Linked DNA regions of Homo sapiens: region 2 is linked to region 1. The links are chromatin loops, found by intact Hi-C in ENCODE. Cell type or tissue: prostate gland. All regions are shown on one strand. Each heading gives the region's core, and the rest is flanking DNA. Links, peaks and the distances in the headings are about the cores only. Region 1 has its middle 45 kb from the start of IFRD1. Region 2 overlaps DOCK4 (dedicator of cytokinesis 4).

Evidence for each region. A loop is a pair of places that touch in the nucleus more often than their neighbours do. Peaks named below come from ENCODE experiments on the same cell type or tissue, not always from the same donor. Only the 100,000 strongest peaks of a DNase experiment are listed, where the experiment ranks them.
Region 2: a loop joins it to region 1, with 2.4 times the contacts of the local background. A loop is called at or near these places in 16 of 110 quality-filtered maps.

Annotation. Positions count from the first base shown.
Region 1 is chr7:112,402,650-112,408,033 of GRCh38, reverse strand. No RefSeq gene overlaps it. Among named protein-coding and RNA genes, the nearest start is that of IFRD1, 45 kb to the left of the region's middle. In prostate gland, for the core only: no CTCF peak of the experiment used is centred there; no DNase peak of the experiment used is centred there.
Region 2 is chr7:111,841,839-111,847,222 of GRCh38, reverse strand. DOCK4 (dedicator of cytokinesis 4) reads left to right here. Exons shown (of 53, transcript NM_001363540.2): 24 at 97-224; 25 at 2,326-2,460. Among named protein-coding and RNA genes, the nearest start is that of DOCK4-AS1, 36 kb to the right of the region's middle. In prostate gland, for the core only: no CTCF peak of the experiment used is centred there; no DNase peak of the experiment used is centred there.

The DNA.
Region 1 (5,384 bases), core at 321-5,320:
TTAGGAGATGTTACCCTAAGGCTTAACAGGCTGTGATTCCAGCCTGGGAGCTCCTTTGAAATGTCCAGGTCAACAAGTACATGATTCCTCAGACATTAAATTAGAACTCAAAGGTGAGATAAGAAGCAGGCAAGAAATAGAATTGCATGTCCTAGGGCCTTGTTCTCCTAGGTCTGCCTTTCAAGGAAGAAAAATGTTCAGAATTGGCATATGGGAGTGAAAGGGAGGGATTGTGGCTTCCAATACATAGTAAGGTTGGTCAGAGCCAGAGGAGTGAATCTTGGTAAATCTAAACAGATCAAATAGAGTTCAACTTAATCATTTCAAGATTTTTTTTTTAAGGTCCTGAATTCCCATATTTCAGTTGACATCACCCTTGGAATTCTACAAAAATATGGGGGTTTCTGGTCCCAGGGCTTCTTCGCCTTTGCAGGGAGAATGGTCAACAGTACCAAAGCAAGGCCACTGGAGTCCCAGACAGAACCATTAGCTTTTTCTCATTAGCCATTCAGCCATCTTCAGGATGTCACAATTGAGACCTGTGGGGCACAATTATGAAATGTAGGAAAATAAGACCAAAAACTCTTGGGCAATGTTTTTGTCAAGTAACATCTTAAATCTCACATTCATCTAAGAACTTTGCCTCCCACTTCTTGTTCTTATTTTTCATAGCATCTGTAACATTTCAAGAATAGGCATGAAAAATAAACTCCTTTTATGCCCTTTAGAAGAATCATTTCAAAACCTGCTTGGTAGATATACAGCAGTGATTTAAAATGGAATATCCACCCTAACTAGTATTCTGTCTTTTGGTGCAGGGGTGATCCACCACCATTATTAGAGGATTTTTGAGCTGATTTACTTTTCACCAGTAGTGGTGATATGTTTAGACTCATCCACTCAAGACTCCCATAGTAAGTGCATTTCGCAAGGCAGCCTGCTAAGCTTAGAAATATAATCAAGCCCTGAAGAAGAGAAAATCCACATAAGGAAACAATAATTATTAATAATATTTATTGAATTATTGGTATGTGCCAGGACCTGTTCTAGTGTTTTATTTACATGCATAATTGCATTGAATCATCACAGTAGTTTAACGAGGTAGGAACTATGTATCCCTCCTTGCTATGGATGAGGAACCAAAGGCACGGAGAGGTTACATGACTATTCCAAAGCCAAACAGCTTGTAAGTTTTGCCATCTGGAGGCTACCCAGCAGGGACTGTTATTTTGTATTCATTAGCACTGTATTCCCAGTAAGAGTACTTTCTGGACACAATCAGTTTGCTCAGATATGTGCAATTCTAAAATTTCCCCAAATGCCTACCCCACTGCCAAGCATTTAACCTTCTGAAAACAGTGTCACAGAGCCAGGTGGGTCTAAGTTAATGAAAATCTTGAGGGTGAGTTCAAGTTTTGCAGTTAATATTTCTGAATGTGCACTATCCTGTTGGACATCTTCTTCAAGTAATAGCTAAAACTGTGTCTTAAGAGCAGGTCAGTTGTGTGATTTTCCTCTTTTTGACCATTGAAAAATTTAAATGTGTCAGTTATGGACTGATTACAGTTTACCGTTCAGTTTCCTCTAAGTACGATGTACTTTCCTGCCTTATTACACCCACTCTTCCTTCATTGCTGGCTTCATTATTGGCAACATTCACACCAAGTACTATCCCATTCTCCTCCCCCTGCCCACCTGAGACTTCATTCCTTCCCCCGACACCTTTCTCTGCTCATTTCACCCAGCATGGGGCAGGGGCCAGGGTCCTAACACTGTTTCAATCAATCTGGATAAAAATTATAGGCTTGCCTTTTTTTTTTTTTTTTGAGACAGGGTCTTGCTCTGTCACCCAACCTGGAGTGCAGTGGCATGAACACGGCTCACTACAGCCTCGACCCCCTGGGCTCAAGCAATCCTCCCTCCTCAGCCTCTGGAGTAGCTGGGACTATAAGTGTGCACCACCATGCCCAACTAATTTTTGTAATTTTTTGTAGAGACAGCTTCTCCCTGTTTCCCAGCCTGGTCTTGAACTCCTTAGCTCAAGTGATCCACCTGCCTCAGCCTCCCAAAGTGCTGGGATTACAGGCATGAGCCACCATGCTTGACCTACAAGTTGTAATTTTGAATCAAGCCTATTAAAATCAGATTTCTGAGAGAAGATGGACATAAAAAGCAGGCTGTTGGGGTCAGGTTGCTATAATTTGGGCGGGTGGTCCAGGTCTGTGAGAAACAGAAGCTCCACAGGCCTTAATATTTGTGGGGCTTAGGGCCAGAGTAAAAATTATTCTTTATTCTTGTTTCAAAATATTTTATTAAAATTCAAAGGAAAATACTAATTATAATGAATGATTACAAAAAATGTTTATTGTGGTAAAAACATAATGTGAAATTTACCATCTTAACCATTTTGAAGTGTACTATACAGTAGTGTTAACTGTATGCATCTTGTCCAACAGCTCCCTGGAACTTCTTCATCTTGCAAAACCAAAACTCTATATCCATTGAACAAAAACTACCCTTTTCCCCCTCCTTCCAGCCCCTGGCAACCACCATTCTACTTCCTATTTCTAACAGTCTGCCTGCTTTAGATGCCTCATATCAGTGGAATCACGCAGTATTTGTCTTTTTGTGACTGGCTTATTTCATTTAGCATAATGTTCTCAAGGTTCATCTATGTTGTAGCATGATTACCCAAATTTTAAATCAAACTTATGTAAATCAACTTGATGTTTTAATTTAGTTTTTTGAAAATATTATGAAACCTCATTAAATATATTTATAAAAGTAAAATTACTCACAATTTTTACAAGCCATGAAGGTGGGCCCCTCAGAGCCCCCTTCAAAGAGAAAAATGGCCATGAAGTGTGCAGCTATCTACAGTCTTGAGCTACAGAGACCTTAGGATTTACCTGTGTGTTCAAGCTGAGGCTTGAACTCTTCCCAGGGAGCTATTGGAGGCTGCAAGGCAGAGGTAAGAGAACTGAGCCATTTCTGCTCAATACAGGACTCTTCTACTGGCAGTCTTTGTGCCTGAGCTCCCTGCTGGGCTGGCCAACACTTTTTCAGAGATGTGTTGCAGTCTGAGGGTCCTCTACCCCAATTCCCCTCCTTCCCTCTCTCCATTCACAAGTGTCAGACACTTGTGGTCTGAAGGCTTCTCATGCCCACTCCTCTTCCCTCCTCCCTTTATCTTTCATGAGCATTTCCCAAAGAAATCTCTTGCAGTTCTGACTCTGTCTTGCCATGTGCATTCTGGAAAACCCAAACTGGTACAATGTTCTAGCATTCTGTTTCCATTTAGTTGACAATGTGAAGAATTCATATTGCACTTTGCTCATGTTACAACAGGCCTACATATATACAAGTTTTTTTAAGTAATATGAATTGATACTACAAAATATTCCTTGGCCACCATATACAATTTTTGTGAATACTGTGCTCTGGAACCACAGATGGGAACATGAGGAGAAGCAAGAACATGGACACTTGGCACTACTGAAAAATATTTTATTGTGCAATAATCTATTGCATTCAGGTTATCTGAGAGGAAGCATTCAACATGTTAATTGATTTTATCTTCTCTTTTCTAAGTATTTCTGCTACTCAAATTCTCACAACAAAGGTTCTTAAAAGTACAATTCTATATTTATTTTGATTTCATCATAAAAAGTCCACTACCAGCCAAGATGGAGTAACAGAAACCATATTTACCCACTCACCTTAAACAATTAGGAAAAAATGGACAAAATAAATGAAACAATTTTACATATTGGAGAACAGGCAGCAGGGCCTTGCTCTCTGAGAGAAAAAAAAAAAACCCTAAAAAGGGAGCCCTACAGTTGCACCAGTTTACTCACTGGAGGCAGTTTCTAGGCTGCAGTACAAAAAGGGGAAACTCAAACAGACCCCAAAAGTCTTGCTGTGTTGCAAAGCAGGTATTGTCCAAGGCAAGAAGAATTTTTAAGACAAATTACCAAAAAAGAGGGAGCTTCTGAAAGAGAACAAGCAAGCTACAGAGGAGTATGCTCAAGTATTTGGCTGAGTACTACTCTATGTGTGTGAAAGGAAACTACCCAAGGCCAGCAAAGGAACCACTGGAAATGAGAAGGCCTAACAATTCCAAGAGCTCACACAGGGCTGAGAATGGTTTGTGTTGCACAAGCCTGAGTGGAAAGGTTCTGCACGACATGGGCACTGGATAGAGTCTTCAAAAGTATTCCACCTTAGTTGGAGGGCTAAATTATCCTAGACTGAATACAGCTCTGGACCTGCCCTAACAAAGATTATAAGAAAGATTTGAAAGAATCCAATTGATTCTAAGTTACCATGTGCCAGAAGAAAATGTAACACTATTTAAAGGAATACAGCAAAATCAGATCTTCAAAAATGTTCAATATCCAATCATCAATTTTTTTTTTTTTTTTTTTTTTTTGAGATGGAGTCTCGCTGTGTCGCCCAGGCTGGAGTGCAGTAGCACGATCTCAGCTCACTGCAAGCTCCGCCTCCCGAGTTCATGCCATTCTCCTGCCTCAGCCTCCCAAGTAGCTGGGTCTACCGGCACCCACCACCACGCCCAGCTAATTTTTTGTATTTTTTAGTAGAGACGGGGTTTCACCGTGTTAGCCAGGATGGTCTTGATTTCCTGACCTTGTGATCCACCCGCCTCAGCCTCCCAAAGTGCTGGGATTACAGGTGTGAGCCACCGCGCCCGGCCCCAATCATAAATTATTAGCATGCAAAGAAGCAGGAAAATATTATCTATAACCAGAAGAAAAACTATGCATGAAGCACAGAGAGAAAAAAGACTAAGAAATACACACAGCATCAGTGACTGTGAGCAATATTAGGGATTCTAGCATGTGTGTAACTGGGGCTTATATTACACATGTTAGAAAAAATACGGGGATATTTGATGATACGATGATCAAATTTTTTCCGAATTTGATGAAAACTGTAAACTCACAGAATCTCCACAAACCCCAAGCAAAACATAAATTCAGAAAATAATGCCAAGACAAATTATAGAACATTATGTACAAAGAACAAAGATAAAAATGACAGCAAACTTCTAACCAGAAATCATGTAAGCTGGAAGAGGCTGGAACAGTATCTTTAGAGTACTGACAGAATAAACTTTCAAGCTAGAATCATTTACCCAAAGAGAATATCAGATAATGAAAAGCTAAGAGAATTCATTGCCAGTGAATTTATAAAAGAAATATTAAGTGAAGCTTTACAGGCATAAAGAAAATAATATTCATTGGTTTTAGCAAAGCATATCTTCTATGAATTGATATAAACTCCTAGAGATTAAAGTCATACACACATCTCTTACATTTTAGAAGGTATGTATAACAGCCCAATTTTGCCAAATAAACAATAAA
Region 2 (5,384 bases), core at 68-5,067, 560 kb after region 1:
TAGCAACCAAAATTGAATTAAAAGTAGATAAGGATTTGCCCTAGGTATTGCGTGGGACTCCAACAGATGTGACACTAATGACTCTTCTCTCTTCAGATTCCCGATACATTCTTCTGCCTGTCGTGTTACATCACCTCCACATTCACTTGCAAGAACAGAAGGACCTGATCATGTGTGCACGTATCCTTAGCAACGTATTTTGTCTTATCAAGAAAAATAGCTCAGTAAGTAAATACAGGTCATAGTATATAGCTCCCTTCAAATGGCTTCTGGAAATAAACTTGTAATAGTCTACAAAGAAACCGCACTAAAGAGGAAGCCTCTGAGACCCACTTTTATTTCCAGCTGGGCTGGACTTTTTGCTTCTCTTTGGAAGGAATTTTTTTAACCTTGTGGGATTCTGTAACCCCAAATAACCTGGGTTCCCCAAACTTGTATTTCAAGGAAGAACTGCATACTGAGTGAGAAAAATGAGAAATCTCAAAGCCTCCCACGTGTGTCTTTAATCTTGATATGATGACTGCTCTGTGGCAAGAATAAATTACTGCTTGCAACATGAAGTCGTTTTTGATCCATTCTGTGAAAGGCTACTTCATGATACTCAGAACTTGGCTGTGGTCCTTGGGCCGGGTCCCCTGGAAATTGCAGAAGCAAAGGACAGCCCCAGGAGATTAGGGGTATCTTACAGTATAACCATTACTTGGCCCCACCAGTGATCTCCAAATTGTTATGGATTTGGGGATTCCTATCAACGTGCCTGACTCTTGATGCAATGCAATTGCATTAGAGAATGCACTGCAAAATGAGAAGAATCACATGCTTGCTTATAAATGGGACAACTCAGAGTATTTGTGTTCATGGCTCAGGGGTCTGGTGTGAAATCCACATATGGAGAATATCCTGTTCCACTTCTGCCAATATGCAACTGTTAACCATTTTGCTCATCGGTAACAGGTTTTATGGAGCGGAGTTTGGCAATGAGTGCCAAGAATCCTGTTCCTCTGCTTCCCTATTACCTTTATGCTACAGTTTCCCCAATTTGTCACTTACGATCAGCTTCTGAAGATCAGTGAGGTGGGATGGGACCTCAGTGGAGTTGTTGGAGATAGAGCCCCAGTAGCGTGGGAACAGAGTTGGCAGTTGAGAGAAAAAAGCTAGAAATTCTGCCTCTGGAAGTGTAATAAGAGGAACCTGCATGGAACAAAGCAGTTGACTTTTTCCCACCCCCATGATCCAGGCCCCAAAGGTGATCTGGAACTGAATAGAACAGTGGTGACAGAAGGCATGAATTCAGTTTTAAACCCGCCTCTATAAAATTATATAAAGAATAACTATGCTATGCCTAGTTAGAATCGTTTTCCAAATTATAATTGCTGAGAGTAAAATGTAAGTTAGATAGTTCACTGCACAGAACCAAAAACAGCAGAAGAGAAATAAAAAGAAATCACCTCCACAACTTCTGCTCTGTAAGACATTCAGAGCAGAAACCAAGTCACTGGAGGGAAAATCTTGGTAGTTTTCTTGCAAGTGTAAGAAAATTTATCATAAAATCCTAGCCAAAAAGCTCTTTCAAACTCGTACTTTCTAAAAGTATTTTTTACAAAGAGTGATCTCCTTGGTTAGAAGCATTTGTACATAGAGTTTTGTTTTGTGCAGGTGTAATAAGAACCCAACTCCACATACAGTCAGTGCAGAGCAATTTGGGTTTCTCTTGCAAGTCCTGGGGCGTGGATACTATTAACTTTGCATCAGGAAAGCAGTTTCCACATGGCCACTGACCTTAGATCCACTCTGTAGCTAAGGGTATTTGTCTGGGCCAAACACCATTTCCTAATATTTACATGCAAAGATTTTTAAAAATCATTTTTTATAGGAATAGTCATTTGTACTTAAAGTTTCGGAAAATGACTGATGTAACTCTAATATTGAGAAAAGTAAATATAAGCACAGTCTGGAACCAAGGAATCATAGACCAAGAACAAGGATGGACTCTCAGTGAAGATTCAGGCTCAGAGAGGCAGACTGACTTGCCTGAGGTCACACACCCTGTTGGGAGCCTCGCTGGTGTTCTGAGTTAGTCTGGTGTGCCTTCATGATATCACCCACCTTTTTACTTGTATCTCAGGTATCCATTGCACCACTGAGTTGTGTACTCTTGGGTAAGCCATTAACTTCTCTGTGCCTTTGTTTACTGTAAAAGGAGATCATTCACTTAGGTGAAATCCATGCCTCAAGTTCTCTGACTCTTTGATTTCCCCTTTTCTGTTAGATTGAAATGCATGTTAAACCCCAGTTTCCTGAACATATTATTTTTTTTCTCTTAAGGAAAAATCTGTGCTGGAGGAAATAGATGTGATAGTGGCCAGCTTGCTGGATATTCTGCTGAGGACCATATTGGAGATCACCAGCCGACCTCAGCCATCCAGCTCAGCAATGCGGTTCCAGTTCCAGGATGTCACTGTAAGATCATAGAGCAGATGGCACGTGGAACAGGGCCTGGTTATGCTTCAGTCACGTTGCAGGTGGCTTGATGTTATAATCTGGAAAATGTGGCCTTAGGAGAGTAACCCATCAGCATTTCAAAATCATATGAGGTTACCTTAATTTTACAAGGAAACCAAGATATAAAACATGTTTGTTAAAGGAACTTGGAATAAGCAGTTTTTAATTGCAGAAAGCCAGCTTTGATATTAGTCATACCATGCCCGGTTTAAATTAACCCAAGATTTTATATTCCAAGTCAACTTGATGACTTTTTATTCTCTTATCATCCATCAAATTGCTTGAGGAAACGAGAAGAGTGAAACAGAGTAATAGGAGTCAGGGCCCTGAGTTTTCATTCCAAATTTTTCACTCTGACTAGTCAGAATCGTAACTTTTCTAGGCCTCAGTTTTCTTAGCTAGGAAATGAGAAGGTTGGAATTGGCAAAGTTTTTTTTCTTTTTTTGAGACGGAGTCTCGCTCTGTCTCCCAGGTTGGAGTGCGAGTGTGTGATCTTGGCTTACTACAACCTCCATCTCCCGGGTTCAAGTAATTCTCCGTGCCTCAGCCTCTTGAGTAGCTGGGATTACAGATGCCCGCCACCACACCCGGCTAATTTTTGTATTTTTAATACAGACAGAGTTTCACCATGTTGGTCAGGCTGATCTCGAGCTCCTGACCTCAGATGATCCACTTGCCTTGGCCTCCCAAAGTATTGGGATTACAGGTGTGAACCACCATGCCTAGCCTGGAATTGGCAAATTTTAAAGTGCTTTGAAGCTGGCTTTCTGCAATTAAAAACTGCTTATTCCAAGTTCCTTTAACAAACATGTTTTATATCTTGGTTTCCTTGTAAAATTAAGGTAACCTCATATGATTTTGAAATGCTGATGGGTTACTCTCCTAAGGCCAGATTTTCCAGATTATAACATCAAGCCACCTGCAACGTGACTGAAGCATTTTGAGTCTAATATTATATCTGTATTTTATATTCATGTAAAACATTAAGAAAATAATATTAAGAAATAATACATCTGGCAGTTTATATATGTGTATCTATTTATATATATACAGGAATATAAAATGGTATAGCCACTATGGAAAATAGTAGCTCTACTATATATACAAGTTATGAATCGTCCACTTTCTCAATACTCTCATCATCATTTGGTGTTACCCGTTTTTTTGGAGTGGAGAGCATTCTGATAGCTATGTAGTGATATCTTATTGTAGTTTTAATTTGCATGTCCCTAATGACTAATGATGCTGAGCAACTTTTCACATACTTATTTGCCATCTATATATCCTCTTCAGTGAAATGTCTTTTCATGTCTTTTTGCCATTTTTTACACTGGATTGTTTTTTCACTGTTGAGTTTTTATTTCTTTTTATAATATGTGGTTTGCAGGTATCTTCTCCTACTCTGTAGCTTGTTTTTTCATCCTCTTAACAAGCTTTGCAGAGCAAAAATTTTTAATTTCATTTAAGTCCAGTTTATTAATTTCCTTTTATAGTTCAAGCTTTTGACTCTTTTTGCCTAGCCCTGTATCTTAAATGTTATCTCCTAGTTTCTTTCCTAAAAGTAGTATAGTTTTATATTTTACATGTAAGTCCCTTAACCATTTTGTATGTGTCAGATAATTCTAACAATCTGACGTTGCAGTGTGGACATCTATTGATTGTCTTTTTCATTCAATTTGAGGTTTTCTTAGTTCTTGATAGGATGTGTTATTTTCTCTTATGACCAAGACATTTCTATATTATAAAGCTCTGGATCTTACATAAACCTTCTGTTTTAGCTGGCTTTGTGTGATACCACTCATCAGGGGAACAGTGCCTACATGTTATGGTGAGACAGTGATAGAAATCCAGGTTCGCCACTTGGTTTCCTTTGACAGCTGAGGCAAGAGGGCTTCTTGTTACTGCTGGGTGAGGTGGAAGTTCTGGCTCTGCATGTGGTCTCTACTGCCAGTGTGGTGGGAGTGGCTTTGTTACTGCTGGGCCATGGTGACCGTCCTGACTCTCTACTAGGCCTCTTTGACACCACCCCAGTGGGGAGGGAAAAAATGTGACTTGTTACTGCCAGTTGTGGGTGGAAGCCCAGGCTCCTCCCATTGTTTTCACCAACACTGACTCGTGGGTATGAAAGTACCTGCTCCCTGTTTGACCTTCTCTGGCTCCACTCTAGGAGAGATGTTGGGACACCTCACTACATCCTCATGAGGGTGGAAGTCTAGGCTCCTCACTCAGCCTTTGCAGTGAACAGGTGACTGAGGACAAAGTTTTCTGTGGTGTTCAGCTAGAATAGAGCAACTGCGGCTAAAAGCATTGCCCTGCAGGGCTGCCCTTTCCTAGTCCTTTGGCTGGAGAAATAAGGTTTTTTGGGACTTTTTCTTTTGTCTACCAACTATTGGTCTTTCACAGTTGCTGGCCTCTTCAGCCCCATCTTTGAAATATACGAGGCAAAAAAGAAAATCCAAAGAAATCTACACCGTGCCCTTGCTCAGGTCCCAAGGAGGTTCTTGGCCAGTCTGCCCTCTCTCCCCTCCTGTCAGAGTCTTTTTCTGTTTGTTTTATATTTGATGTTCAGGTTTTTAGTTGTACTTAGCAGGAGGAATAGGGGAGAAGTATGGCTACACTTTCAACGTGGAAGAGGAAGGATGTCTCCTTCACTGTGGTTTTGATGGTGACATTTTAATTGCTTCCTGGCAATATAACTTACATAGTTTGAAAGTTATAATGGCAAGCAAACAAAGTCATAGCAAATGCTGGGCATAGTTAAAGATTGCCTGAGATCAGAAGCTAAAACACTTTTTAAACTGCTTTCTATCGACGTGCAGAGCGTACAAGGTTGTTGTGCACCAAATCTCTATGGGATACATGTGGTCTTCAGGCCATACAGT